Regions from separate parts of the Homo sapiens genome. Here region 2 is linked to region 1. The links are chromatin loops, found by intact Hi-C in ENCODE. Cell type or tissue: Caco-2. All regions are shown on one strand. Each heading gives the region's core, and the rest is flanking DNA. Links, peaks and the distances in the headings are about the cores only. Region 1 has its middle 77 kb from the start of LINC02871. Region 2 has its middle 38 kb from the start of JAG1.

Region 1 (16,089 bases), core at 3,558-11,557:
ACCTCAGCCTCCCGATTAGCTGGGACTATAGGCGCCTGCCACCATGCTAGGACCTTGCTGGACTCTCCACATTTGGATGGCTATTTTTTTTTGTATTTTTAGTAGAGACGGGGTTTCACCGTGTTAGCCAGGATGGTCTCGATCACCCGACCTCGTGATCTGCCCACCTCGGCCTCCCAAAGTGCTGGGATTACAGGCGTGAGCCACCGCGCCCGGCCATCCAGATGTATTTTAAACCATTAAAATAAATACTAAGTATTTGTCCTTGGGAAATAATTAAAGACTTTAACAGAAGGAGGGATAAACAACAAAAAAAAAGCATTTGACATGTTAATTTACATTAGCTGATGGCTAAGAGTAATGCCTGATAATTGAAACTATGAAGAGTTCGTGGTATTCTGTGAGGTATGCCACAGTGGAAAACAACCAAAGGCAAGGTGATGGCTGTTCTCCACTGGGGGTAAGGCTGTGGGAATGGGGAAAAGGGCAAGGCATTGCTGTAAGATTAAGGATAAAGCACGCATTCTGATAATTGGCCTCATATGGTTCTAGTCAAAACTATGGGAAAAAGAGTGTGTTTTGTGAAGAAGGAAGTGTATGCAAAGGAACAGATTTTAGGAACTTTCTTAGGGATGTTCTTGTTTAGGAAAGAGAAACAGCCTAAAAGACCACAGGCGCCATGCATAGAAGCCAGGAAAAGTTCAATATTTCAAAAAGAAGCCGATCAAACTTAACTCATCTCTAGATAGCAAAACTATACTCACAACCTTGAAGATGCTAAGGAGAAAATAGCTAATAACAAAATATTTTTAAGTGTCCTGTATAATGCTACACAAAAAACAATTTGGTTCAACTTATGTATACCTCATATTCAGTTACCTTTTTTTCTTTGAACTTTTTGGAACTACCTAAGTGTTCATAGATAAGAAGGTCAGAAAATATAATATATTTATGATTTAAAAAATTATTTCTGAGGACACATAATTTTTCCTGAAATTTTTGAGTACCTTTTTTCAATATTTAATTTTCATTAATATATTTTAAACAGAGAATCTCTTTCAGACTCTGGAAGATCTCTTATCTTTATGGGATGTGATGAACATAAATGTATTGATCACAATTCTTCAAACTGCAAAACATTTCATCATTATCTGAGTAAACAATGTCAGGATTTTCATATTGTGGGACAAGGTATTGAATCTCTAGACCAAAAACTAGATCTGTAACTGAGACCAGGGATCTTCTAATTATGGTCATCCTTCTCTGAAACAAATCTAATCTACAGGTATGTTTTGTTGGGCCTGTGCATTGTTCTTCATAAACTCAGTTTAAACATTTAAAAATATAAGAGATTTTCTACATCATTAGAAAAAAATGGGAAATGCATAAAGTCTATGCTGTTAGGGTGGAATACAAATTTTCCATCTGAGTATAGTCTCCACCATTTGTTAGTCTTGTTCCAGCCTTTTCACTCAGTTATTTTACTGGCCTAGCCCCTGAAAACAGTTAAATTTGCAGTTCCTGTGTAGACTCTGCCAAAGAGGGTGGGGGAAATTACCACTCCTAGGTGTTTAGAAAACAATAAAAATTGTTGGCATTTCCCTTGGGAAATAAAGCAAAATTACATCTTCCCACATTTGCTTTTTCCTCAAGACAGATGTAAAAGAATTGTCTTCCTTTATCCCTCTAACCCTTGGTGTTATACCAGAGATCAAAAACTGTCTAGGGATGATTTTAAAGCAGAGTGCTTGAGTAGCTTCCCAGACCATTTTACCACCACCAACTACCTTCCCCAACTAGAAGAAGAAAAAAAAAAAAAAAAAAACAGACTGGCTTACTATCTAAAATCCCAACCTAGGCCATAATAATTAAAGTTTGAGGTACACTTTCATAACAATGAGAGTCTTTTTAAAAATATTTACCTTTTTATCACCAAACACTGATGATTTAATTAAAAGTTTTCTAATTATCCAGGATGTTTCACAACTGCTACACAAGTTTCTAGCTGTTCTGCATTTGATCATTATTTTGGTCATCCTGCAATAAATTTCATCTGTGAAATATGTGGTTCTACATAAGAGACATCAAAGACATTTTTAAAACCTTCATCTCTAGAAGTTCACTCCAAATCACAGCAGCAGAAATGGAAAGTCTCCACAGGAAGCACTCACCAAAACCAGAAGGGACTCCAGAAACAAATTTAGCCTTAAACATTTACAAAACCACAAGAAAAATTATCTCTTGATTCCTCATGCTATGAGCACTCAAAAACAACAAATTCAAATGATTTGTGCTTTTCAAGTCTTCTGCTCATGTTAGCCTGACAATAAACATCCCTGCTCTACACGGAACTAAGAGAGGTTAACATAAGAAGAGCATCCCGTAGGGTCTTGCTACTCAAAGTGAGGTCCATAGGCTCGCAGCATCTGCATCACCAGGGAGCTTAATAGAATTCAGATTCTCAGGCCCCACCCAGACTTCCTGAATAGAATGTTCACTGTAAGATTCCCAGCTGTTTCTTTATGCATATTAGAGTTTATATACTTCTCTAAGATGCAAAGATCCTTTCTCTCTTAGAGTATTTATGCACTTGAATAAGACATATACATAGACCTCAAAGGTTCCCAAGAGAAAATATATTCAGCTTCCTCATTTTACCAGTGACAAAATGGAGGCTCCCAAAAGGACAGTGCCTTGGCCACATTCACACATTTAATGGTTGGCAGAGCTCTGGCAAGAAGTCAGGTTTCTTGATTCTCTTCTTCATATTCTTTATACCCTGCAACTCCTTTGCATCTGCAAAGAAATCTCAGAAGTGAACATCCGGAACTAGTGGCTTAAGAATCAAAATATCTCCTCTGTTTGCAAGCTTCACTCCATTATTCGGCAGTTGATGTGCCAGGAATTCTTGTAGCCAGAGCCAGGCCAGCTTGGGGTTTCCCTGCTGACTCTTCCAGGTGGAATGTGTTAGCTAACAAGTCAACACTCGTGTTAGGCAGGTAAAGGCCCACATTCGGTGGATCAAGGACTTGCAGTCATTCATTAAGTAATTTGTTTCCTTTGTGCCAGGACCAAATCTCAGGCTACAGCCCGGCTCTACTTGTCAGGTCCTTGCTTTGCAATGACCCTCAATATTGGTAAAGTCACATCACTAACCAGCTGAGCCCAGCTCAGTGTAAGTTCTATGACAGGCATTGATGAGCAGAGAGAGTCTGACAGAAACCCTTCATGTGGCCCCTATTCTACAGGTAGAGTATGAAAAGTACGGGCCAGGAAGTTTCTTTCTCTGCTAAGATGCCCTCAGGGTAGAGGGAATGGAGGAGTAGAAATTTGGTTGAGCACAAAAGGGTAAATAGAGTGTATCCCAGTAGTTCTTAAGAGTTTTTGCCTCTAATGGGGTGCTAGGGCTGCTTAGTCCTAAGAATAAACTACCTGCAAATGAGGAATTCTAGATCCACCCACTTGTTGCACTAAAAGATAAAAATTAATCTACCTTTCACAGTAACGCAAGGATAATTAAGAGTTTGTGAACATAAGATGACTTTAAAAATTATATGGGCCACTGTGTTTTCAAAGCTACGTCAGTTTTCTTTAGACCAACCCAAATCTTACTGGCTTAAAACAACAACCATTTATTTTGCTTATTATTCTGTGGTTCATCTGGGCAGATCAGGTCTGGGAAAGCTTGAATGACATGCTGGGCTCTCAGGTGCCTGTGCCTGTGGTCAGCTGGTGATTGGTTTATTTGAGATAACTTCACTCACATGTTTGGTGATTGGGTCAGGTGTCTCATCCTCTAGTAGACAAACTCAGGCTCCTTCACTTGGTGGTCTCAAGGTGCAAAGAGCAGTAAGAAAGACCCAGCCCCAATGCTCAAACACATTGCAAGTCTCTGCTTGCATCATACTTTCTATTGTTCTTTAGCCAGAGAAAGTCACTCAGCTTATTCAAGTCAGAGACAGTTCTGAAAGACTATTAACCCTGCCCAGACGTCTTCCCTACTTCTTTGTTCTAGGATACTTGAGTGGCATGGTTCTACAGTGCTGTTAGCAAAGCAGTTACAACTTCTAATTGCATGATGGTAAAGCGGCCATTCTGGGATGGAGGCAGGGACAGAGAGTCATACCTTACTTAGGTCTTTGATCCTTAGAAATTGAACCAATTGTCAAAAACACCCCTCCAAATCCATACTCTGAACAAGAATATAAATAATAGAACACAGAAAAATCAAAAGCTTAAGCTACTTTTTTAAGTAGTAAAAAGGTTTTAAAAACTTCAGTCAATTATGAACCCCACAATGAAGGAATTCAGTTAGGATGTTAATGTAACTGCATTGTAAAAGTTATACTGCTTTTTCTAGTTCTGTGGCCTCTACATCTCCTGTTGACCTGTTTTTTAGGCATCCGTGTGATAGAGAACTTTTTAATACCACTGAAACAGCTTATAATAGTTTTCTACAATATTGCTCACATGTTTATTTTATCTTATTTTTTGCCCAGGTGACCAATAAAAAAGTCCTCTGAAAATTCTAAGGTAGTTCTAAGGAATAGAAAACTGGGTGCCTATTTTCTTTTCCTATATTTACTATTGGATCTTAAGTAGAATGCAAGCTGCTGGATACAACTGGCATTATACCCTTTAAAAATCTCTGCAATTCACTCCTTGTGTTGGGTGTGCACAAGACATAGGTGGGGAGGGAAGCTATCCTCAATTCCACTCTAAGATGCAAGGTGTATGTTTTACCAGTTTTGTTTATATGCAGCACAATGCTGGTCATGTTAATTGGAAGTGCTGTGGCTAATTTGCTTTGGTCTGATATGAAATGCAGCAGTAGCTGACAAGCTGCAAGGATATAGATAGTTTGCTGAAATCAGGGAACAACCGTATTACTTGAGCAATGGAAATTGAAATCATGGCAAACCAGAAATATGGAATAGCTTTCATGTTGACTTTGTCTCAACATCACATACCCTTGGGAGTTAACTCCTGGACCCCATAGCAAGGGGAGGGGAAATGGATTCAAGCTGCCTGCATCCTCAGCCCATTTCACCAAAAGAAAAGCCAGAGGAAGAATTTTCTCTCTCTTTCCTTATAATTCTAATGAAGTCAGTGGAAGACTCTTCTGCAGCGTATCTTCAAAGGTTTAATGCAAACCTCCCACTTCTCTACCCTAAAGACAGTCCTTGTTCTCAACTCACTCCCTAGCATGAAGGTAAAGCCAAATCCCATGGATTAGTACTAGGGTTTACACAATTGGGACTGAATGTTGTCCCAGAGTATACAGCTTTGTACAGAGTAGGAATTCAGCACTCTGGAAAGACTTCAGCTATGCCATAAGTCTTTTTAATACTCATAAGTGGACTAAATATATCTACATGTAAATAGATGTAATCATATTTGAAACCCATATTTGTGATTCCCAGAAACATGATTATGTAAGCATAATCCTAAGGCTAGAAGTTAAATCTATGCATATACACATACATGCACACACATATAATCACATATCACAATGCTTGTAATGGACGTTCTGGGTTCCCCACCCCAGTTTTCTTTAACAGGCTACTCTGCCCATTCCCCAGCTGCTGTGAGTGTTTTACAGTTGCCCCTTATTTGGATAATTTCCCTTGGCCAAACCAGAGCCACTTTGCCTGAAAGGTTACACTTTCCTGCTCCTGATGGGGGCTATGGAGAGATATCCAATAATCAACTGATAGTGAATTTAATAAATAAATAGAAACAGTTTTCTGACCTTAAGGTAAGATCAAACTGTAGAGCTCCCCATGAGATGAGGCTGAAACTCAACTCCAGCTAAGCCTATACACTTGCTCAACATCTTTCCGGACCCATCCTACTTCCATCACTGTCTCTCTCCTCAGAGGACTTCAATAAATCATGTGCACTAAATTCTTGTCTCAAACTCTGCATCTGGGGAACCTAACATAAGACAACACTTCATTACTGATCCTAAAAATTTTCAGCAGCCAGGGCCCTAAAGGGGATGCTTTTTTTGGTCTGGACACCACCTTGCAGCTTTTGAAGTCACTTGCCACTGAGCATTTTCACTTTGAAAGCATTTGCTATTGACTATACACTCGATGAGATTTCCTCTTCCTTCTCCACCTCAGCCTCTGTCACTCACATCATGTATGCAGCAAAGCTTCACCTGGTTCCTGTTGCTTGAGCTGCCTGATTGCTATAGCAACCCAAAGCCCATGTGCCCGTTTTTACAACAATGTATAGATTAAATTACCTACCCCCTGCCATTTAAAAAAGTCTTTTAAAATGATGCTTTGGAGACAGTAATCTCTCTTGAACTTGAAACCCCAAAAACAACTGTCACAGGACTGGCTGTCCCTGGAAAATGTCCCCATAACAAGACTATTTTGTGAAACCAATGAAGCTGACCCAGACTTTGATAAGGTATCTCTGAAGGGCATAATATATCAAATATTTTCTTATCATCTTTCCCTGTATGCTTTCAGAGTGCATTTGATATTTTTTTCTTCTCCTTCACACAATTTACGTTCTGTCTTTATCTAAAGGTATGCCCCTCTTCTACACACTGGGGATGGAAAATTTTTAAATAAAATTAATTGAAAAACCTGATTAACCATGCCCCATTCTATGTAACTACAGCTAAATGTCCATGCAGGAGGTCTGTCTCTTAGAATACAATAAATGCACCCAGTCACCATGGCTCAATCTCATGCTAACCTTTTCCTCTCTTTTTATCAGATGTAGAAAGAAACAATTTAGACATTATGGATGTTGGCTTATTTTTTACCAGTGATCAAACTTATAGCAAATGTTTGCTGAACATGGACTGTCTAATTGCCTTGTATCTATTATCTAGTGCAGGCTACCTACCCAAGATTCCTCTACGCATTACCACCCAGTAAACAGCTGCCCCTTCGCCACTCCTCAGGCTTAAAAGTGTGTATGCCAGTAGTGCAATTCACCCTCTGGAGGACAAACTGAGAGAAGAGTCCCCTGCAGGCCCTAAGAAGGACTAAGGGCAGTTTTAGCAGTGGATCCTGGTCAAGGTTACTCCAAGCATATTCTGAAAGGACAGTGTGGGTTTTAGGTGGGTATGTTCCCTAGCCTTGTGAACTTCTTGCCTCCATGAGGAGCAGGATGAATGGGGAGAAATGCAAATCTAACAGACATGGCCTGTTAGAGCACAGGGTACAGTGCAGAGGCCCCAGTGGCCCAACTCTGATTATAGAACTTGCTCCATAGCCAGGAAATGATTGAGGCAGGACTTGGCTCCAAATCCCTAGAAGCCCTAATTATTTGACACCATTATTCTGTTAAAGCATCATTTCCCGTGGTTTATACCTTGCTTGAGTACAACAATGAATTACTGTTTTTCATGCTTTAGATTAGAATATCTGTGTTCCTTAGAGGATTACATGTGCAAATAAAGCTGGCCTTTCAAAAATTCTAAAGGGTAGTTGATCGATAGGCAATTCTTAGTAGAATTCTTTCCATGCTTAGAATGCTTCTCCCAAGAGTTCAAGGCCCAGGTAAATGATTAACAAGTGTATACATGCCCGCCCACCTGTAGGCAAAAAACAGAGAAGTGCAGGAAGCAGAGCTTCATGGCCTTTACTTTCAGGTAAATTAAGAGGGTAGGAATAGCTATTGAGAGCTGGCACCTAGAACGATAGGTACTTGGAGCATATTAGGTGCTCAATGAATATTTTACAAAGAAATGAAATGATGCAGCATGAACTTGTGAGTAAAATTTTAGTATTTAACTCTTCTGTGGATAAGAATTTGTCTCTTTTTGATAAGATAGACTTGACCTACCTTATCAATGAAACCAATGCCAACTTGGCTACTCTCTGTCCAATGGAACAAAAATCTCACATCTGTCTTAAAAGAGGTTTGGGTTTGGGGCAAAGCCCTAATATTCTCTGGAACTTTCAGATGTAGAATCTTCTACCTTCTAACTTCTTCAGCTATTTTAAGACTAGCTGCCATTGTTACTATGTGAGATGCTACCAAAGTCCCCTTTACCCTCCCCATCACAACCCTCCTATTAGCAACTCAGATCCAGAGATCTGAAGACACACTTTCCTCTCTAAAATGCCAAATGTGAAATATGATGAGCAAAAAGCTGATTGTATGTTCTTAATTTCTGTGAAAAATTCATGTTCAAAGTGTGTGTGTGTGAGAGACAAGAGATTATGTAAATATATGGAAATAAAAATTATATTGATATAATTGATTTATCTTTTTTTTTTTTTTTTGAGATGGAGTCTTGCTCTGTCGCCCAGGCTGGAGTGCAATAGCACGATCTTGGCTCACTGCAACCTCCGCCTCCCGGGTTCAAGCGATTCTCCTGCCTCAGCCTACCAAGTAGCTCAGGCTACAGGCTCTCACCACCACACCCAGCTAATTTTTGTATTTTTAGTAGAGACGGGGTTTCACCATGTTGACCAGATGGTCTCGCTCTCTTGACCTCGTGATCTGTCCGCTCAGCCTCCCAAAGTGCGGGGATTACAGGCGTGAGCCACTGCACCCAGCCTCATTGATTTATCATTAAAACTCAGTAGAAAAACAAAGTTGGGGGAGTGGGATTCATACACACATACCCCTAACTATTAACCCAAAAAGGCGACATGCATTAGTCTGATCATTTATACCCAGATAATTATATGCCATTTAAGAACTATATGGTTATAGATATTATAAATGTATAAAATGATAACAGAAGCCTATTTATTTCCAGATATGTAGAAGAGAAAATCCCACTGATATAAAGAGAAACAAACAAAACTCAACATTTTGAAAATCTGTGCATTATTTCTGTATGTCAGATCCAGAATACTTAAAATTTATTCAGTTGAAATCGCTATATAGAAATTGAAAGAAAACGGAGAACACAAATAATTCATTAAAATGACAAAAGAAATGACTGAAGTGAGTGGTTTCAAATATCCAAAAAGCTAAAACAAAACAAATGCACTTCAATTTTATCTGTAAGTTCTAAAACTGTGGTTCTTAACTCTTCTTGTCTTTGTATTTCAATGAATAAAAAGGACTATAAAAATAAACATAGGAATCCACACACCAACAATTGCATTCAGAGATTTCACTGACTACCAAGAAGCTCAACTTTGGGGCTCTCAGTTACTTTACATTACTGATCCTCATTTATATTGAACAGCTCTCGGTTAGAGACTGTGGGACACAACTCCAAGGGAATAACTTTCAGAGACTTTGTGAGGCCTTGGGTATAGGCTAGACTGGGGTTCTTCTTAAAAACTCTCCCTCATTTATCCCACCCTTTTCCTCCTGTCTTCTTCACCTGCCATTGCCCCCATTGCAAAGGACTGTGTCACAGATGTTATCCATGCTCTATTCAGATCCCATCTACACTTACCATTTGCGTGATTGGTAATAGAGCCAGCCAGCTCCTGAGATTCTTTGCCTGGAGACTCTCTGTCTCTGGCTGCTGGAACCCACTCTGCCCATTTACATTGTAAGCTGGAAACACACAAAAAAATTGATGTCCAATACCAAAAGGAGCACCTCCTCCCCAATGAATGTCAGGGGTTAATGCCCCAGCTCTTGCCTCATGGGCAGAATAACTCTAAGATACATGTTCTACCCTGCCTCACAGAGTCACCCAGAGAGATGAAGCTCCAATTTTCCACAGTTACTTGCTTGATGACACATAATCATGAGCTTCTTTCTTACTTTGGCAATCAGGTTGTGAGCTCTGGCCTTTACAAATGAAGGCAGCAAAAGATTTGGGCTTCCCTAAGGCCAGTCCTAGTTACAACCTACTAATTAAAACATTCTTCAAAATAGACCATTCCACCAAGATGGAGTCATCCAGGAACCCCTCATTTGTTTTGCTCAGAGGCCAGAACATCTATGTTCTGGCAAGCTATGAGACAGTTGTCCCCACACTCCAAAGGTCCCTCTGATGGTACCCCTTGCAGAAACAAGCCCTTCAAAAAAGGCCAACTAAATTTTCCCTGAAGAGCACTGCCCAACCAAAGTTTGCAAAGACTACTAATATCCAAGTCCCAGATGATCCAATTTGGAGTCATCTGTGTTTATTCTGAGAAAGTGTGAATGGCATCACCTACCCCAAACAAAGCAAACTATTGTGCCCCTGGATAAAAGCCAACATCCTTGTCATGAATATTTAACTAAGAGCCACAGCTTATCAATATTTGGCACAACTGGATTGATCCTATCTTCCTGTGTTCTGGAACACGTCTTGTGAAGAAGATGATCAGAATATTTTATGTTCCAATTTTCTTTGCCTTCATATCCCAAAACTTTCTACTAAGTAATTCTAAATTCAGATGATTCTCCCCATGTCTCCTTCCCTGAGAATTAAATTCACAGTAGTCCTGCCTGTGAAGACTTTAGAGATTTATCTGACTTATTTTATCCCAACATTATTGGTGACAAAAATATCTAACTGGTATTCAGTACAAAGTGAAGCCTCTCATCTTCCCTAGCATGTTGACGCACAATGTTGATTTTGAGAAGGTTCCTTGAGAATCAAAATAAAAGTGTAACACTGGTGAATACAGGGCACATTAAAAGTAGAGGAAGGAGGATAATGAAGAGAAGGAGGAGAAGAAGAGAAGAAAGGAAAAAAGAGAGAAAGAAAGAGAGAGAGTAAGAGAAAGAAAGAAAAAGAAACAAAAAGAAAGAAAGAAAGAAAGAAAGAAAGAAAGAAAGAAAGAAAGAAAGAAAGAAAGGAAGGAAGGAAGGAAGGAAGGAAGGAAGGAAAGAGAAAGATTGAGAAAGAGAAAGAGAGAGAGGGAGGGAGGAGGGGAGGGGAGGGGACAGGAGGGGAGGGGAGGGAAGGGAAGGGAAGGGAAGAGAAGGGAAGGGAAGGGAAGGGAAGGGGCATTTAATTGAACCCTGGGTTGGAGACTGAGACAAGATGGGGCAGGGGATCAGCAAATATGTATGCCTTTAAGGAATGTTCAAAGGCTTCTCTGCCCCAGAAGTGTTCATCTTCCAACCCAGCAAAAGATGCCTGGAAGACTCACTTTTAATCACTTCCCTGGATTGATTTGTTTAAAAAAGAAGAAGAAGAAAGGAAGGAAGAAAAAGAAAAAGCTCTGTTAGAGGGTTAACAAAGTTTGGTGGTTGATAAGAGCTTGTGTCCCAGTTTGTGTGGATGGCCCTGGTGTCATAATTAATAATGCCCCTTTTCACTCTGAAAAATGTCACAGCTCAGACAATGAACTATATGGTCATTCTAGGTATAAGTCACTCTAGGGATGACTCTCCTCTTTTCTAGCTATGCAGATTATGTGAAACATCCTCTCTCTGGGCTTTAGTTTCTCACCTGTAAAATGAAAATGATGGTAGCAGCTGCCTCTCCGGGTTTCTGTGAAGATAAAGTATGATCTTAAATTTAAAATGCTGGCCTTGCTACAGATTAAGCACACGATAAATTGAAGCTATTATTATTTTAAAATAATGCCATCTGGGTGGAAATTTGTCATGTGGGGTTGAACCATGGTCACCACAAATCATTCTGCCCATCTCAGGATATTTTAGGTAAAAAGCCAGTGACCATCCAAAGTGACTCCATCACAATCCACCATGGGAACTACCCAGTGATTAACAAAGTATGTGCTGTTGTGCCCCTCAAAGCCTGGGCCACCAGGAACTCAAGAGATGGGGAAAACGTGTCTTGAGTCCTGTGGTATAGAATACAGGGCAATGGTAGCCCTCCACACAGGTTTAGATTTTTTAAAGAATCAAAGCCGGGGTAACTGGGCTTCCCTGTTTCTCTTCAACCCTATCTCTTGCAGCTGTGAGGAATCCAACCAAGCCTGATCAAGGGTCATCCCTGAACTGGGGCATCAACCACATGACGGGGGTTCTAGTCTTGTCCTCAACACATCCTTCACCTTCTGAAGGATTTCCCAGCTCCACATTTTGCAAGTAAAACCCCCCATTTCTCTCCAGTGGTGAAGGACAAGGCTCAAATGTGATTTCAATTATGGCAGTAACAAATTCATGAGGGCCCAGCGCTTGCCATCTGTCAGAGGAGTGTGTCAGGCCTTTCATTGGCCATGAGGAATACCATCTCACTGACCACCTAAACAAATGAGAGTACACCCATGGGTTTTCTAAAAACAGAGAAGATGGAAAAGAAGAATAGAGCTGTCTGAACCCCTAGCACTTTGGCCGTGGTAAAATTTTTCGCTTTGCATTTGCATAATTCAGTGAGATTCCTCATTTAAAAGCTGATAAAGACAACTCGAAACAGTGTTGATTAGAAACTAGATGGCAGATTTTTAAATTTTAAATGATCTATCAGTAAGTTCTTGAAAGGTAACAATCTCTTCATATTGTGGGGACCTTGGTATTAGCTGGTGACCATGTGTTTTGTGTGTATGTACACATAAATAGAAGAGCTAACATGTATTAAAGACATCCCTTAGCCATGAATTATGCCAAGCACTTTGTTACATTTAAATCTCACAACCACTTTATGAATTATACCCATTTTATATGTGAGGCTTAGAGTGGGGAAATAATTTGATGGATGTTATATACCTAGGAAGCCCCCATTATACATTTTAAAACCTGTACCTGATTCATCTGGCTCCAAAACCTGTGATCTGACCACTACCCTACCATGGCCCCTTACACAAAAACATGCACAGTGACTTTCCATTTCCTGTCCTGATGAGAACTGGCTTCTGAGAAATCACCCCCAGAAGAGGCAATGGGCACAGAGAGAGAAGCCAGCAGAGTATGGACTTGAAGGAAAGCTGGGACAAACCAGAGTCAAATAAACAGAAAATCCACCAAAGAGTCAACCCACTGGACCAGTCCAAAAGTTAAGCTGTGGGGCAGAAGTGGGGTGGAAATAAAGAAACTAATCCCATGAGAAATTATAAATCTTCATAATAATAACACTTATTAAGTGCTTAATGTGTACCAGAAATTATTCAAAGCACTTCTGCTAAAATTGCTCATTTATTTCTCAACATTGTTTCTTATGCCCAGTTTACAGAGGAGGAAACTGAGACATGGAGATGTTAAGTGACTACCCCACACGAATTATAGGTAAAGAAGTTGGTATTTGAACCCAAGAAGTCTATTTTAGGAACACAAACTTATCATCCTTCTCACAGTTATGCTGTATGTTCTCATTTTCCAGGGGGATATATATTTTTTTGTTTGAAATTTCTATTGAAATCCAAAAGAAAAAACATCTTAGAATGCAGTCTATGAATTCTCTTGGTAAAAATGCATTGTCTTTCTCTTTAGAATACAAAGCACTATCTACAACTTTGGGTTAGAACAAGCTGTATAGCCCATAGTGGCCAAGTCCCTGTATCTGAGATTATGGAAGCCATATTGATTACTGCCAATACCCATGGCGATTAATCATATTCCCAGTCTACTTTCTAGTTGACATCTGGAGTGCAAGTGCAATGAAGAGATGTGTGGTATCTCGTGGTTACACAGCAATGTAGCTCTTCTGAAAAACTGGGAACATTATCCAAAGCATAATAAGCCTCATAAATAATCTACCAGCTTGAGGACATTAAATGTAAAGAAAGGGTGACCTCTGACCTTCCATTCCCTTTAATGGGGTTTCATTAGTCTCACAAATGGAGGCAAATTCATAACGGGGGAATCAATTCTGCCACTTGGAAATAATTAAGACACATACATCAAACAACAGCTTTTTTAATTCTTTCTAATTAAGTGATCCATCCCAGAGGAGTGCTAAACTGGTCAGTACAAATATAAATTACACTGAGCATGAGTGTTTTAAGATCAATGTGGAGGTCTTAATGCTTCCTCCACGTTCTTCCTATACTTCCCAGACATTAAACCACTGTCTGACTATGGCATCAAGAAACTAAAAACCTGGAGTCTGTTGTGAACAAGGCACTCAGAGTCCCCCACAAGTTGCCAATCTATCTGCCTGCCCTCTTGAAGAAGTAATAAATTTCTTAATTCTCCATCTGCAGCTCCACCCTTCCCTTGGACTTCAAAATATCAGCAGATGTAATTTCTGGCTTGGGCATCAGTGGCTTAAATTTTGAAGGATGTGTCTTACACCTTTGGCCTGGCCCTTCCTGAGATATCAGCCTTGATGTGAAGGGTTTATCAAAAAGCCCATAGATGGCTTTTTGCCTTTATCTAAGACCTCAGTTATCAGATGAATGGGACCTCTGGCTGCTATGAGACTAAACTTGGCTCTTCTTAAACCTTTGTCTAACTGCAAAATCAACTCAGAAATCACAGGCAATATTGACTGATCAAACTCACCATGTACCATGTTTTTCCCAGGAAACCAAATGGGCTGAAAAACAAACTAAATGTGTACAAGATTTTTTTATGTAGCTTTGCTTATGGGATATAAAAACTGATATTATTTTACTGTGATATAAGTGGAACATTCTTGTAATCAACAAATGACGTATACCTTCAAAACTCTTCAGGAAGGCATATAAAAGCATTTTGCATCCACAGACAGAAAGCAGAGAAAAGAACAATTGATTTAGAGACAAGATACTCAATTCAAATCCTGGCTCTGTCACTTTTTAATCATGTGTTTTTATGTCCACAAAGGGAGGAACTTACACCATTCCTTTGCATCTCAGTGCTTAGGACAGCACTCTCATGTAAGTGTATCTCTGTACGCTCAATGAGAGTATGTGGTATCTGGCTTGGGGCTCAGTGGCTTAAATTTCGAAGGATGTATCTTATACCTTTCACCATACTCATTGAGAGTATATGGGTATACTTATGTGGGAGAAATGAGTCAATGAAAGTCTTGTTCTGTGGAAATCGTATCTTTGAACAAGCTTTGAAGACTAATGTCTCAGGTTGAGTTCTCCAGAGAAGATTTGAGGAAAAGGTATAAGTGATCTATTGAGGAAGTCCCCCAAGCATTGGGTACACATGGACGTAAAGATGGGAACAACAACACTAAGGACAATAGATTGAAGAGCAGAGGGAGGAAGGAAGGTAAGGGCTGAAAAAGTACCTGTTGAGTACTATGCTCACTACCTGGGTGTCGGAATCATTTATACCCCAAACCTCAGGGTCATGCAATATACCCACGTAACGAACCTGCACATGTGCGCCCTAAGTCTAAAACAAAAGATGAAATTATATTAAAAAATAAATAAATGAATAAATTGACAAATAAAAATTTAAAAAAGAAGAAAGTTCTCCAAAGAAAAACTGACAAGAAAGTGGGAGAAACAGGCAGGGGAAAAGACACACCAAGCAAGGATATTATGTCAGGTGACATCCCAGCCTCAGCCAAATCCTTGGGGAGTTCTGGGACATAAATCACACCTCAGAGTTTGTCCTTCTTGGGGAACAGGAGCTGAGCTTTCATACTCCTTTACCCATCAGTTATCAGATAAGGCCTGCAGTGAGGAGACATAAACTTCTAGGCATTTGTGGGAGCAAGACTCTAAAAAGAACAAGATGCAAAAGTCAAAGCACAAAGAACCTGGGAATGAGCACATGGAACCATTAATAATGACACAAGGGGATCTGCTCAAGACCCTGGCAAAGTCTTCTACATATGATGTTGTGCTTCTGTGAGCCAACACCAATTGATATGACATTGGGTGATTTAACTGTGCTAAGGGATTTCTCTCCCATTTTAGTATTTGATTCTCAACACAGCACTGTGTGAAAGCTGAAACATGAAGTGTTATTATTCATTTATAACAAATAAGGGATATTGGGTCCACAGGAGAAAAATGACTTGTTTCTGGTAAAACTGAATTAGCAGAAATAATATTATTGATTAAAAGGCATGAGCTAAGGGAGAGCCAACTGTTTGTTCAATGTTATAGGCACTGGGAGAGGTTGAAGATTTTAATGTTTGTTGTACATCTTAGAGAACGATTATGATACGAATTTGAAGAATTTGTGAGAGATGGAGAAGATAGCCTAAATGAGAGGGGCCAGAGGAAGGAAATGCATAGGATTACTACTGGGATTACCAAGGGGGCAATGGTGGTGGTGGGGTTCTCATGGGAATGGGATGAGTCAGGCAACGGACCAATATGATGGGAGCCTCAAAAATGCTAGTTAGAGTTA
Region 2 (16,089 bases), core at 4,030-12,029, 240 kb after region 1:
TCATGAGATTGAAACTCTGCACAGCACTTTGAAAACTAGAAGCCCTAGTCTTAGGACCTCATTCTTTTAAAGCCAATAGCTTTGAAAGCTTGCTAGATCTGAAACTGGCTCCATCCTATGTTATGTTTTTGATCTACAACACTGTGAAACAATTACTGTTGTAATCAAATACACTTTGATTATTTACAGCTCTCTATGCCATTTACCCTTACAGAAAATAGTTCTTAAACCATATGGATAATAGAACAAAGCAAAATGGCCTTGAAAATAAACCAATCCTGCAAAAAAGTCATGTTTTTAAAATGTGTGTCTGTGTGTGTGTGTGTGTGTGTGTGTGTGTGTGTGTGTGTGTATAAGAGGGAACAAGTATTTCTGAAAGCTCACAAAATTGGAAACAAGGCAAGTCAGTAAAATTTCTTCTAAACCACCTTTCTCTACCCCTGGAAAGCATTTTATGAGATAATGAAAACCTCTAACATTGAGTGATGTGATTAAGTAATAAAGGGCTGAATTTTCCTTCCTATGTAACTCCACAGGGTGCTTCCTAGTGCATTGCAAATGTCTGTATAAAGAGCTAACTGTGTGTTGGTGTGCCACCAGATTACTGGTGTTCGTTAAAGGAGATCCCACTGAGATTTTTCTCTAGACTGGTAAAACAACAGCTTCATTCTCTCTACCCTAATGGGCTGATTAGTGAGTCCTACCCTTCCTAGAAAGCACTGTACACAGCAGATATAGGTGCATTGTCTCAGCCCTAAGTGTGAAAGAAGAGCAAGCTTGCACACTTGAAATCTCATGGTTCACCAATCAACACTATTTGGTTGGGAGAGTTTGCCTGAAGAACTAACATGCCTTCACATGCTTCATATGAGATGGTGACGTTCAGCCACTGCAGATATTCCAGGCTACTAAGAGAAGATATATAGCCAGCTGTCAACCCCCGGAATGCAACACTTAAAGGATGGGGAATGTATTCCTTCCTGGGTTTAATCTCATCACTGCTTCCCTCTCTGAGGATGGTGCAGGGCACCCAGGTTTGACCCAGACTACTGCTCCACAGGTTCCAAGTAACGCATGGGTTAAGCCAGCCAATAAATCAACCTCCTAACCAGGGCTTCATCACCCTATACCTGGACTCTCACAGCTTTGCAGCCATCTGAAATTTCTTTAATGGGATTACCCTGATGGACATAAAATCTCTGGAGTCTGTCATTGTAAAAGGACTGCTTCCAACAATATTTATGAGAAGGTGCTTTTGCAGTTATTCCTCAAATCTTTCTCCCAATATTCAAACTTTCTGTATTCTAAATTCTCCTCTCATAAAACCTTTCACCACCAGATGCATGCATATGTGAGGAGGTGTGTGTGTTGGGGGGGGGGAGTATTAGCTTTATTTTTTAAAACTTTTATTTTGAAATTATTTTAAATCTACAGAAACACTTTCACAAACCCCTCTCTGTTTCTGTGTGTGTGTGTGTGTATCCAGGCATACACTCAGTCGCAGACAGTTGTTTCTGGACCATGTGACTCTAGGACACATGTAACGTGTCCTTGTTCTGAAATACCTCCATGTGTATATCATAGGAATAAGGATAGCCTCTTACATATCACAGTACTGTTACCAAATTCACGAAATTTAACATCGATGTAATATTTTCTTCCTACAGACCATATACAAATTTCATCATGTGTCCCCAAGAACTCCCTTTATAACAATTATTTCTCTGAAAGGATTCAGTTCATAATCACATATTTTATTCAGTTATCAGCTCTGTAGTCTCCTTTAACCTGGGAGCAATTCCTCAGCTTTTCAGTTATTTTATAGAATGTTTCTCAACTTGGATTTCTCTAACATTTCCTTATGATTAGGTTCATATATCAAATTTGGGCCTGGAATACTACATAATGATGTGTTCTTCCTGAAGTCTCATCTCAGGATTCTGATACCCAATTTGCCCGTTTTTGTGATGTTAGTTTCTATGATTTGATGAAGATCTTGCCCCACTTCTTCATTGCATAGAGACCTGTTTTCCTTCTTTACCTTTAGATACCTTGAAATTATGTAAGTAATCTGCATTTTTTTTTTTTTTTTTTTTGAGATTGAGTCTTACTCTGCCTCCCAGGCTGGAGTGCAGTGGCACAATCTTGGCTCACTGCAACCTCAGCCTTCCAGATTCAAGTGAGTCTCCTGCCTCAGCATCCCGAGTAGCTGGAATTACACTTGCCTGTTGCCACACCCAGGTAATTTTTGTATTTTTAGTAGAGACAGGGTTTCACCCTGTTGGCCAGGCTGGTCTCAAACTCATGACCTCAGGTGATCCACCCGCCTTGGCCTCTGAAAGTGCTGGGATTACAGGCGTTAGTCACCGCATCTGGCCTAAGTATTCTGCTCTTTATTTAATCTGTACCTCTAGATTTAGCATCCAATGATGAATCTTGCCTAAATCAATTTTCACTCCGACGTTCTCGTATTCTCTAAGTTACATTGCAGAAACTTAATTCACTGACACCACTCCAGGGCAGAAGAAAACTAGATTGCTTTAGCAGTCATGAGGCGTTTTCACAGGGTGACCATCTCATACGCCGGGAAAAAGGGGAAAATGCCTATGCTACAAATGGGCCAGCTTTGTCACAACAGGCTTTCCTTTTATCCCAGTTTCTTCAAAAGAGTCCTGTCTCCAGAGGTGCAATTCCAAATCAGAAGTCACCACACCATCTTCCACTCCTGTGATTCAGTATCAAGCATTTTTCATTATGCTCACATACAGCCTTTAGTCCAGGGCACTTCCTCCCTTTTGTTTAAATTGCTTGTAGAGTAAACATCTCAAAAGTTAGGATGGCAGCCAAAAGAAGATAATCTCTCAGGGGAAAAGATTGGAATCCTCACAATTTCCATCACCAAGAAGCAAAGGAAAATGACAAGTTGCTATTCATTTCCAAAGAAATTGTACTCTACAGTGAAGTTTCCCACCTTTAATTTCATGAAATGAAAGTCTTTCAAAATGTTACATTTTATAAATGGCAAAAAAAAACCTGCATCGCAACATTTCCTATGGAAACAAACACTTTTGCATATATTATATAGATAATTTACACACAAACACTTTTCCTTATAAGAGGAGCTGCAGGCATCTCAGAAACCTGATAGGTTAATTATCAAGAGAATACTCTTCTGCTTCACATGAAATGAAACAAAGTGAAACCTACTGGTTAGGGGAATCTATCACTTATGCCCTCTGGGGTTTATCATGTTCGCTAAAAATAAACACACTTCTTTGAGGACAGATGGAAAATGTGAGGTGACAATTCATTCTCCAGGAGAGCTCGTTACTTCCCAAGAGGCAAATTCTCACTTCAAGGTGTGGAATCCCCACCTGCATTAAAAAACCTCTGCAATCTATAGGCAAGCATGCCTACTGCAGTGAGGATTATTCTAATAAAACTGGAGTTTGATTGAAAACAAAAATAAAAACAAAGTGATAAGGTCCAACATATAGTTGCTGATATGGCCAGTCTTGCTTCCCTTATCACTAATCAGAATCTGGCAGCATGAGTTAGATTTTGTCATCTAAGAAAGATTTGCTTCTCTTTCTTATATTGGCATGTATTGTGTAAAGAGACTATAGCAAAATCCCAGCAGCCCAGCCAAGTAAAAAAGACTACACATGTTCAAATAGAGTGAAAGAATACTGCATCCTGTTGTATGGTATCCTGTCATGTCAGATTTTATTGTATTTCAGAGCTGGAAGCAACTTAAATATCATTTTATAGCCTCCTCATTTAATAGGCAATGCAAACAATGGCACAGCTTGGATACATATTCATTTAATAACTATTTAAATTTATTTAAATAAGTATTTGTTCACAGAATATTTACCAAGCCCCTACTTTGTGCCAGGCACTGGGCCAGGCCCTAAATATATGATGGGAAATAAAGTAGAAATAATAGTAGATGATCCTTACGCTCACAGATATTGCAACCTACTTGTGGAATTTATTGATAATAACATCATAGTTCATTAAAAGCTTTCATATAGATCACTAGTGTTCAGTAGAAACGTATTATGAGTCACTTATGTAATTTTTATATTTCTAGTCCTGTCTCCAGAGGTGAGAGTCCAAATCAATTGGCTACATTTTTTAAAATGTAAAAAGAAATAGGTGAAATTAATTTAATAATATACTTAATTTAATGCAATGTATTTAAAATAATCAATATAAAAAGTTATATAGTCAACACAAAAAGTTATTGATATGTTTTACATTCTTTTTTATATTAAATCTTCAAAATCCAGTGTGTATTTTACATTTACAGACATCTCAATTCAGATGGTAAATTTTCACCAGAAGTATTTGATCTATATTTAGATTAAAATTTACAGTTTAAAAAGAAGATTGGCAAATTCAAGTTGTATCAGGCATTCTTAAAAGTTTTCAAAGACCTGAATCAAGCAGGTCTTAAATTTAAGTTAATCAAAATTAAACACAATTAAATAATACAGTTCCTCAGTCACACTAGACCCATGCCAAGTTCTCAGTAGTCCCATATGGCCAGTGGCTGCAGTATTGGTGCTGTAGCTCTAAACGGCATCCTTTTATTTTTCTAAGAAATACATGAACAAAGCAGGGCAGGCATTACTGCCCACATTGTATACATGAAAAACAAACAAGCCTCGGAGACAGATAAAATGAGTCATCTGAGGCTGTACACTACTGCAGTGAGTGGTGGAATCAGAATTCAGTCCCAAGACTCCCAAAGCCTAATGATATTTCTCCTCCACCTCTCTGTATTAAAAATGAGAGTAAAGAGTCCTGTTCTGTTCACAGCACTATGTTAGGTTGTACAGAATCACAAATGCCAGATTAATAAATCTGGACTTGAGCCAGCCCACAGGTAACACACAAGTAGCCTAAGAGCTGAATTTAGCCACAAATGTGTTCCATTGAGCAGGTCTTGTTTTTCTTTTGCAAATCTAAACTTAACTGCTTCTCAATAGGACATGCATTTTTTAGTTTACCAGAAACCTCACCACCCCCTATTAATCATAACCATTCAGTTTCACTCACTTACTCTTCTTTCCCTAGCCCCTGATGCTTTTGAATTTGCAAACCCAGTGAGGCAACAAGCATCATTAACAGTTTTCAAGCAAGGAATGAGAGTCACCCAATACTGCTTTCAAAAGACTAATCTGGTCCTCTGTGCAGGCTCAGTTGGTATCAGTAAAGACTAGAATCTAAGAAACTAGTTTAGTACTAGCCTGTTTAAAACCTCATTTGCCCCTTTCAGATTTTTCTTCTAGCTCTCATTAAAATATTTTTTGACCCCAAAAGAATCTTCCAGAATATCTAAAGTTTTTAGTGACTCAAAAGAAGCTTTTAATGAAAAGATAGAGCTACACACACACACACATAGAGCTGGTCCCTACCTGCAGGGCATCTGGATGACTCCTATGGAAGGCTTTTGAGTTCAAGATTAAGATAAGGATTTTAAAGATGTAAAGACATCTTTTTTCCTCCCCTGCTTCCTTGCTAGGATGCACTGGACAAAACTTATATCTTCTATATATCTGTGTTCTTTTCTAGTCAAGTGAAAATTTATTAAAGCAAAAGCAATCAATCAAACTTGTTTTTCCAATATGAGTTTATCAGTTAATCTGGTGCCACTATGACATAACATATTCATCATAACTTGGGAGAAGGTAAGAATTTGTTTAAGTCAATTCACTGAAATAGTCCAACTACATTTTTTGTAATTCATTTCAGAGTTAGTTTTCCAGATACGAAAAATATGTTCTATTACTTGAATCTACATGTTTTGATGATTGCGTTGAGTAGGTGAGTCTAATACAAAAATTCTCAAACCTGAATATTAGAGTTATGGGGTGGGAGTTGGGGAAGAAGTTTAATTAACAAGCAGATTTCTGAGACCCAGAATTAGATTCTATAATAATTCAGTAGGTCTAGGGCATCTCAAATCCCATAGGCGAATCTGATGCAGAAGATACCTGTATACCACATTTTGAGAAATATGGTATGAGCAATTGGCCATGGATCACAGCTCTTTCACCTGGATCAGAGATCCCTAGATTTATTGAAGATTACTTACCAACTAAGATGAAGTATATTGATTGCATTCATAGTGCGAAGTAATGGTTGCTTTGTGTGCACACTTTCTGCAATGTGATTCTGTGGATCCTCCCGTCAAGAGGAAGATTCTACTTCCCTCCCTTTCGAGTCTGGGCTGGTCTTGTGATTTGCTTATAACTTTGCAGTGAAAGTATCAGCACATCAGCTCCAAGTATGGGCCTTGAGAAGTCTTGCATGCTTCTGTCTCTCAGATCCTTGTCACCACCATGGGAACAAGCCCAGAAGAGCCTGCCAGAGGATGAGACTGCATGGAAGAGATTCCAATTGTCCCATTCAAAGTGACCTTAAATCAGCCTACAGTCAGCCAGCCATTGAACGTGTGAAAGAGCCCAGCCTAGAAAAACAGAGCTCCCTATCTGTCCCACAGTTGGCTAGAGACTCACAGTGAGCTGGCCAGTGTCAGAAGTATCCAGCCAAACCAAGGGCAATAAATCTTACTGTTTTAGGCCACAGAGTTTGGGGTAGCTTGTTATGTAACAGTGCTAACCGACACATAAGGCAGAGTACCTACCATCTGTCCTCTCTTCAGGCAAGTTTGAATGAGAAAACAATTCCTTCATAGGAAGAAAATACATCTGTTATTGTGGCAGATAAACCCATGGGCAGACTCTTACCATTTGATTTCACTGGGTTTTATCATGGCCCTATAGTTCTCCCAGCACTGGTGGACCAAGGTGATGGCCAAGGAGAAGTGATATCCAGGCCCCAAATAAAGTAATAGTTAATAACAAAAAGCAATGTTATTTAAAAGCATTGCAAGATTAAAGACCCAAGCCAAAACTTAATGAAGAATTTTTTGTGTGTGTTCCATCAAGGTCTTGCTGTCCATTCACCATAAAAGAACATAGTGAAACTCTGTCTCTACTAAAAATACAAAATAATTAGCTGGGAGTGGTGGGTGTCTGTAATCCCAGCTACTTGGGAAGCTGAGGCAGAAGAATCGCTTGAACCTGGGAGGCGGAGGTTGCATTGAGCCAAGATAGTGCCATTGCACTCCAGCCTGGGTGACAGAGGGAAACACTGTCTCAAAAAATAAAAAAAAATTTAAAAAAAGCAAAAGGAACACAACAGATACAGACTTTATTCTTTTGAATGATAAAGGAGACATGTAATCTGGCATTTTTTTTCATGTTTCCTGTAAAATCCTTCTAGTCCACGTGAATTCTTCAAAAGCATTTACAAATCAGATCTTTTAAGGCTCCCTAAATGCAAAACCAAAATTCAGACTTTTCCAATAATTCAAATATGGCTCTGCTGAATCTCACTGCTGCTAAATTATTGCAAGCTGTTTCATGTGTCTAGAATCCAAATGTTAGAAAGATCAGGTCTCATAAAAGAAATGCATCTTTGGGGTCTTAGAATATTCATCGTTTTGGCACCAGTTGCATTACTCTCTTCTTGTAAAGAAATGTCCATGGCACAGGGAACTCTTGGAGCAGTGGGTCGCAGAATAGCAAGCATGCCATATGCTCAGCAGTTCACAAGCACAATGGCCTTATGTCAAGGGTGACATTTTGACTAAGAATCTCTTTACAAACTCGACTTTACATGAATGTAATGGGTATGTCACATTCAAAGGCAAAAAGAGTTACTTCTTTTGTTTGACAGATAATTATTTCACCCGTACAGAAGAATGAACAAAGCCTGTCAAAATCATAGCCTGTCCTCATCGCTGGCCATCTACAAACACACAAAAAATGGAAATGAGACTAACAAAGTCTATTTGCCCATTAGAGCAAATATTGACCCCACTGGCCCCATATGCTTTCCATACCTTTCTTAAAGATTGCTCCTTATAACAAAATGACCAAAAAAGCCAACAAAAGAGCCACAAAGCTACTAAGTCACATTCTGTAGCATTTTATAAAGTTACATATGCCAGAAAAGAAAACAGGGAGAGAAAGCTATATCACAGACTCCAAGACGATTTCCCACACCTTTCAACAAATTTCCTACCAGGTATGAGTCCCAGGTTTTTATAATCCTAAAGCAAGGAAAGTCCTATGGTTTCATAATCCTCATACTTGGAAGCAAAAGTCTAGAAGTCAAAATATTTCTAGATCATATTTTCAGAAGAAGGTTTTCTCGCCATTTTAGGTTAAACCTACAGAGCCTCAGGCTTTCTGATTATACGGATCCTGACGTCTGGCTGTTTTACTAGTAGCTTAGTGACTTCCAGTTCACGTTTGCCAACACTCTAGGAGTGCCCTCTTAGTGTGAGCGGTCAGAGATGATTAACTGAAAAATATTTCCAAGTTAAACATTGATTTGCCTCTGCCTCCATTTATTCCTATCTTGGATGACCTTTCTAACTCTTTTTTTTAAACAAAGAAAGCAGGCACCAGTGGCTTTGCGTTTCTCAGTGAAAAGCAGAATTCTGCATTTGTTAGTTTTTGTGGTTTTATCTTATAAAGAAATGAGTAGGGTATTGGGGCAATCCAAGGGAGACTATTTGCTTTTCTTTGAACACACTCACACACACACACACCTACACACATAGATGCACACTAACTCACACACACAGGCACACAATACATATAGACTCATACATACATACACACATTCATGCACACATATACACACAGGTGCACACACATACACACAAGTGGCCACACACACCTATACACACAGATGACTCACATACACACAGACACACACACACAGACTTACACATACATACACACAGATACATACAGAAATACATACACACCCCCCACCCCATACTCATGACTTGAATGAGGTCATTCTGTTATGTTTCATTTCAGTTACCATTTTACTTCAGTATTTGATCTACACCAATTCAGAAGGTATGAAACTAGCTTAGCTTATGAGGGAGCTGAACGCTCTCCTCACAGTTTTCTTCCTACACTTTAGGAAAATGGCCTTATATATTTAAAATAGCTATCTCTAGGTCTCAAGCCCCTATTTTTGAATCCATGACCAAATCCTGCTGCATTTGAATCTCAGACTATTTCCAAAGCCCATAAAATTTTATATTTTGATAGACTTCATTATATTGAAAGAGAGAGAGTGAACATCAAGGGTAAAGGAGAAAGAATACTATGCTGAGGTCAAACGAATGAAGCACAGGTATCTGTTATGTTATTTCTTTATTTCCAACATATCCAGCTGTCTCACAGAGGCTAACATAAAAACCAAAACATCTGTGCACATGAAAGATTTTTCTTTTTACTAAAGATATATTGTTTAATTTTTTATATATTTTTTTCATACAAATATAATGTACCCTTATTCTAATTTTTGATGTCCTTATAGAATCTGGAATAAGTTTGTATAGCAAAGATAAGAAACAACTTCCTGGGAAAAGGGCATTTATGATCTAAAATTATCTAAAATATCGCATACCAAAAAATAGGCCAAATGTGTTTACATCTTTTTCTTTATCTTTTTTTTTTTTTTTTTTGAGATGGAGTCTCACTCTGTTTTCCAGGCTAAAGAGCAGGGGCACAATCTCGGCTCACTGCAACCTCTGTCTCCCAGGTTCAAGTGATCCTCCCACTTCAGCCTCCCAAGTAGCTGGGAGTACAGGCATGCACCACCACACCCAGCTAATCTTTATATTTTTAGTAGAAAAGGGGTTTTACCTTGTTGGGTAGGCTGGTCTCAAATGCCTGACCTCAAGTGATCTGCTGACCTCAGCCTCCCAAAAGTGCTGGGATTACCAGTGTGAGCCACCAAGCCCAGCCTCTACATCTTCTTCTGATGAGAAATTTCGCACGTGAATATTGGTGGATGTTAGGAAATTATTGTTAATATTTTTAAGGTATGATAATTTTGTTGCAGTTTATGCTTTTTTAAAGTATTATCATTTTTTAGAAGGTAATAGCAATCGATAAAATATATGAAGTCAGAGATTTGTTTAGGAAGGTTAGGGAGTTTTGCTGCAAGATTAACTATAATTAATTATTGAATCTGGTAAAGGGTACTTTAGTGTCTGTTTAAAAGTTTCTATAAGACAATATTTTATGGAAAAAAATATTTTTCTATTGGCTTACAATCTTCCAAGTATGAGTAGATATCCTTCCTTTAAAATAGAACCTCTTTGGGCTAGGCACAGTGGCTCACACCTGTAATTCCCACACTTTAGGAGGCCAAGCAGGGAAGATGGCTTGAGCCCTGGAGTATGAGACCAGCCTGGACAACACGGTAAAACCCTGTCTCTACAAAAAACACAAAAAAGTTAGCTGGGCATGGTGGCATGCACCTATAGTCCCAGCTGCCCGGAAGGCTGAGGTGGGAGGATCACTTGAGCCTGGGAAGTCGAGGCTGCAGTGTACCATGATCATGCCACTGCACTCCAGTCTGGGTCACGGAACAAGACCTTATCTCAAAAAATATATAAATAAAAATAAAATGAAATAAACCCTCTTTGCATCTGACATTTCAGAAACATTTCCAGAGCAATAAGCATAACACATAGAAGGTGAATAGTGTTTCTTTGAACATTAAAACCAATTACCACCTTTTCTTGATAGTCAGAGCAAGGGTGTTCTAAGTTCTTTGACTTAACTGCACTCAGATTTTAACTTTAGGTTTCAACTGCTACACATTAACCACTGCAATTTCACTCCACCCTTGCTATCTTTTCTTAGTAATCATCCATTCACCCTTGTCTGAGCCACTCTCTCATAATGCTTTTCTGGGTAGCAAAGTATGGAGCAAGGCTTATGTTGATTTTATGCAGCCCACATTCCTGGAATGTTAGTACTAAGTACAGAATTTGACCTGTAACACAGTGAAGAAAGAGTTCAAATGCAAACTCCAAAGATATCCATCCCACAGAATAAATGCCAATAAGCAATTTCCTTTTCCCAGCCTACCAGAGATTTTCATCAGATAGCCCATAACAGACAGAACCCATGCCAATATTTTATAACCCATAAAATTTCTTCAAGCAATCGTACAGATTTCCAGCCATCCTTTGATCAGTCTTTGTAACAATGACTCTGGGCCCTCGCCTAAAAATGATTCCTAGATCTCGATATATATACAAGGGAAAAGATCTGGCCTTCAGAAAGCCTCTCATTAAAGCGCTAATCTGTTCCACCACATTCTTCCAAGACACAGCGACCAGCATTCTAGCCAGCCTCAATGGCCAGCCCTAATAAGACTGATAGAAACAGCTTAAGTAATTGGATTGGTATATGGGATTGAATGTCTGACAACAAAAGATAGCCATCTCTATTCGACCACCAAATCTTTGTTCCAGCAATGAATTCATTTAGCAATGTGCTTAGAGGCTCCTGAGCCTGGGCAGAAATAACAGACTGGGGACACAAAAGCTAGGCCAGCTGATGAGCCCAGAGACAGAGGCTGCGCAGTTCCAAAAAGTTAATTACAGTGGACAAAGGCAGCAGACGATGACTTGTTGAATCATTACTATAATCACATTACTGCACTGCTCTGAAGTTCCCAGCCAAGGTGGCATTGCTGCTTCTCATTCTGCCCATGTACTTCATACTCATTTGCCACCTGCAATTTACTGTGTGTGACTTCTCAGTTGACATGCTTTTAACAGCTCAGCTTGTTTGTGTATGCTAGACATTCTTAAATTTTTCATATTTTTCTATCAAAAGAGCCTGATAGGAGAAAAGTGTTAAAGTAGCTGGTACAGAAAAAGTTGGTGTTAAAATTATCTATTTGTCTCAAAATTTGTGATTCAGGAAAGCACTATCATGCATTAGTGCAACTATTGCAACATAATTGCAATATCAAAATCATATATTTATGTATATAACTTTAGAAAGGTCTAAGTAGGGTTAATATAATATAAAACAAAACATCGATTTACAGCTTTAGGTAGGTCTAAAGAAGGTGAATATAAATCAGAATATTGACATCTAAAGCCCATGCTAGGGTGAAAAGTATCAAGGAGTGCCCATACTCAGTGATTCTGAAGCAACATTATTAGTTAATAGTTTCCTAGAAGTTTTGACATGGTTATTTCTTGACCACTGGGTATTCAGTTTCCTCAGCAGTGTGACATAAATTATTTTCACTTTTAACTTCTCTGGGACTGTTTTGGTCTGTCTGGAAAACATACCAGTCAGCGAGTGAGAAGAGCATCTCATTTTATAATAAACAGAGATGGTGGTACAATAATCACAGCTAAAACGGTAATAACACAGCAGCAATAATAATAGTAGAAGTGGTATTATTAATTAATAATTATTTTAGATAGCCAACTTAGAGTGGATTCTAAATATTTCTAAAGGAAGGTCTGATTTAGCCATACAACATTCTGTAAGAGGACTCAGGCATCATTCTACATTAAAATGGAAAGAAATAGCAAAGCCAGGGTGCCTTTGCTTTCTCAAACAGTGGCACCAAAGAAGCCCAAATACAAATGTCTTGACATCTAGTCCAACACTCCATGTCTTTAAAAAGCATCTTTCCGCCAAGATTCCTTGCCCAACTTGGCAAAGATATAGAACCAGCTTCATAGTCCAAATTGTGACTTTGGATTGCAACTGAAAATACACAATCATATTTTGTCCAAAGTTGGCATGTTTTTCCGTTCCCAACTTATCATCCTGCCAAATGGAGAACGTAGTCGCAAATGCTTGGAACTATAACCATAAAAAAAGGTTGGAATATTTCTAATCAGGGATGAACATATTTTTTTATTTTAACATAAATCATGAAGAGAACCTTAGAAGGATTTTTGCTCAGACCTTCTTGGCAGAGATTTCTGGGGGCTTTGCTGATGTTTTTGAGGAGAAATGTTCAGAGGAAAGGACACTGGTACGTTTCCAAGCCAAGCGGTCACTCCTTTGCTGGGAGCAGGTGATTCCCGCATCCACACAGCCTCCAGAACACACCACGTCTGTGACCATCACATTCCACAAAACTGACGTTACCTTGATAAAAACAGGTCCCCAATTCAACAAAACATCCCAAACACCTGCCTAAATGCCTTTGTCTCTTTTTTGTTTTCTAAAAGGGACTGAAGTTGCAATCGATCTGTACGTCTGGCAATCAACTGCAGGATATTTGCCGTATCCCTACACACAATCCCTACACACACGCGGAGCTTAAGTGGATCCTGCGCTCTACAGAAAGCTCCTCCACAGTGCGGTCCGTCGGGGCCTCCGAATCCCCCTCCAGGCCTCAGGCTCCTTCCGTTCCCACCATCCTTTCCTCATTCCACATGCCCTTCCTGTACTGGATACAGCTTTTCTTTTCCTAGGACTACGTATTTCTTCCATCCTCCCCAGGATCATAAAGCCCTCAAGGGTAGGGATGGTGAGGTTTATGATCTTCCCATTCCTCACAGTGCCTAGCACAGAGTGGCATCCCATCAGTGTGTCACGGACCCATTAGGATGGACTGAGAACATGAGACAGACAGAATCTGTTGTACTTAGGTACAACGTGAATAGGCATTGATGACTTGCCTTCGAGGTCAACGTCAGTTTACCAAGAAAATAATAGGCTTTCAGTTCCAGTGTTTGCAGTCTTTCTAAATCATCCAAGGTGTGACTGGAACATGACCACAGCTTTGTATAAACCCCAAACCTGACAGCCACTCACAGTGTTACAGGAAATGTGTGTCCACACATAGACATACAAAGCCTCTGTCTTGGAGCGGTAAACACCCGCGGCGTCTGTGACTAACGGTGAAATCACTTCTGTGCCGAGCCGACGCCCTGGCTCCTCTCGCAGTGCCACTGGGACAATACAGGTAGGCATGACATGGCTGAGCACAGGTGGACGGATGTCCCGTGGCCTCAGTCATTTCACATGTCACTCTTTTCTTACCTATCATTCTCAGCCTCACCCCCTGCCCCTGCTTGGCCACGGAAGGCTGCTGCTTTTTGAAGGTATTCTGGAAAATCTCTGATCAAAGGGTCTTTCCCAGCTTCTTTGTAGCTCCTAGTTGGTGCTGGAATGAAGTCCTACCAAGAGCCAGGCTGATTTCTGCCCCTTACTCTTCTGCCTGGAGCATTCCCAGGCCTGTTTTTCATTATCAAATTATCTGTCCTTCCCATTGAGCACATGGTCCAACATAGACACAGTAAGTTGGCAGCCTAAAACACACAGGCCACACTGGGCCTGCAAGGGGATTTTGATTCTTCTTGACACTATTCGTTTGTTTCATAAATTCATCACCAATGTTTTTAAGTCAAGAAATTTTCTATGTCAGTTCAGATGTCTAACCTCTTTTTAAAAATTGGAAGGTTTGGCCACCTCTGGTTGGCATTTCTACCTGGCACCAATCAACTGAAGCTGAGAAATGGCTGTCTTTTTAGCTGGGGAAGCAGCACTCCACTTCTCCACTGTTCCCATCCATCCCCACTGTCCCCATCCATCCCCACTGTCACACACTTGACCATCCCATGAGCTCACATATGTACCTTGCATGGCAGAGACGGGAGAGCAGTTCACAAAACATGGTTTCTCTTTCTGAACACACAAGACTATATATCCTTATTTGTACACCCATGGTTATAGAAGCATTATTCACAATAGCTAAAATGTGGAAAAAACCCAAGTGTTCACTGATGGATAAATGAATAAGCAAAAACGTGGTATAGACACACAACACAGTATTATTCAGCCTTTAAAAGGCAGGAAATTCTGAAACATGCTACTACCGGGAAGAAGCTTGAGGACGTTATGCTAAGGGAAATAAGCCAGTCACTAAAAGATGAACACTGCATGATTCCACTTACAGGAGATACTTAGAGTAGTCAAAATCATACAAGATAAAAAGAGTTCTGGAGATGGACGGTGGTAACAGATGCACAACATTATAAATGTGTTTAACACCATTGAACTATATTCTTTAAAATGGTTAAAATGGTAAATTTTTTGTTTTGCATATTTTATCGCATTTGATTTTTTTTTTAAGATTATAGTCATATGACTGAGCTCTGGCCAGAAGAATGTGTATAGCAGTGACATGTGCCAGTTTATGGTGAATGCCATAAAATTTCTCACATGTGATTTTCCATGTTCTTTTCCTCTCCATTTGATGCAGTCAAACCACATGTTGAATATGGCAGAACCATCATATGGAAAGATCCCAGGTTGGAAGATCCACTTGCTGACTAGAACAACTTTAGATAAGTAAGAAATGAAAATACTTCTATTATGTTTCAGCCATTATGCATTTTGGGTTTGCTATAGCAACTAGCAGAACTTTAATGCACCTACCTTTGAGCATCTGAGTCTGGGACCTGATTTAATACCTATAGGCCCATCGTTCTCATCTTACATTGAACTACCCATGACTAATCCCTCTGAAAGGCACCATTTCTTGTAGAAATCAACCCACTATGAACTTCAAGAGATGGTCTTCCTCCCTGGACCTCTCTAGTGAGTGGCTTTGTCCAACATTAATTTGTATAACTGTGATTGTGTCTGAAGTTGCCTGACTCTTAACTTAAATCTTTACTTTCTACTCTAGAAAGTTCTGGCTCTGGTCTTCATGAACTTCTTAGAAAAGTAATGGATGTTTATAAACAATAGAATCATGGCGTATTATTCTGTTCTCACATTGCTATAAAAAATACCTGAGTCTGGGTAATTTATAAGAAAAGAGGTTTAATTGGCTCATGGTTCTGGAGGCTGTACAGGAAGCATGATGTTGGCATCTGCTCAGCTTCTGGGGAGGCCTCAGGAAACTTACAATCATGGCAGAGGGCGAAGGGGAAGCAGGCACATCACATGGCCCGAGAAGAAGCAAGAAAGAAAGAGGGGGTGAGACGGGCAGATCACTTGAGGTCAGGAGTTCGAGACCAGCCTGGCCAACATGGTGAAACCCAATCGCTACTAAAAATAAAAAAAATTAGCCAGGCGTGGTGGTGCATGCCTATAATCCCAGCTACTTGGGAGGCTGAGGCAGGAGAATTGCTTGAATCCAGGAGACAGAGGTTGCAGTGAGCCGAGATCATACCGCTGCACTCCAGCCTGGGTA

Evidence for each region. Peaks named below come from ENCODE experiments on the same cell type or tissue, not always from the same donor. Only the 100,000 strongest peaks of a DNase experiment are listed, where the experiment ranks them.
Region 2: it touches region 1 in a loop (2.9-fold over the local background); 3 of 110 quality-filtered maps call a loop at or near these places.

Annotation. Positions count from the first base shown.
Region 1 is chr20:10,941,502-10,957,590 of GRCh38, reverse strand. No RefSeq gene overlaps it. Among named protein-coding and RNA genes, the nearest start is that of LINC02871, 77 kb to the left of the region's middle. In Caco-2, for the core only: no CTCF peak of the experiment used is centred there; a DNase peak (open chromatin) is centred at 7,570.
Region 2 is chr20:10,703,769-10,719,857 of GRCh38, reverse strand. No RefSeq gene overlaps it. Among named protein-coding and RNA genes, the nearest start is that of JAG1, 38 kb to the right of the region's middle. RefSeq lists an enhancer at 13,188-14,387. In Caco-2, for the core only: no CTCF peak of the experiment used is centred there; DNase peaks (open chromatin) are centred at 8,327 and 10,838; H3K4me3 peaks cover 819 bases.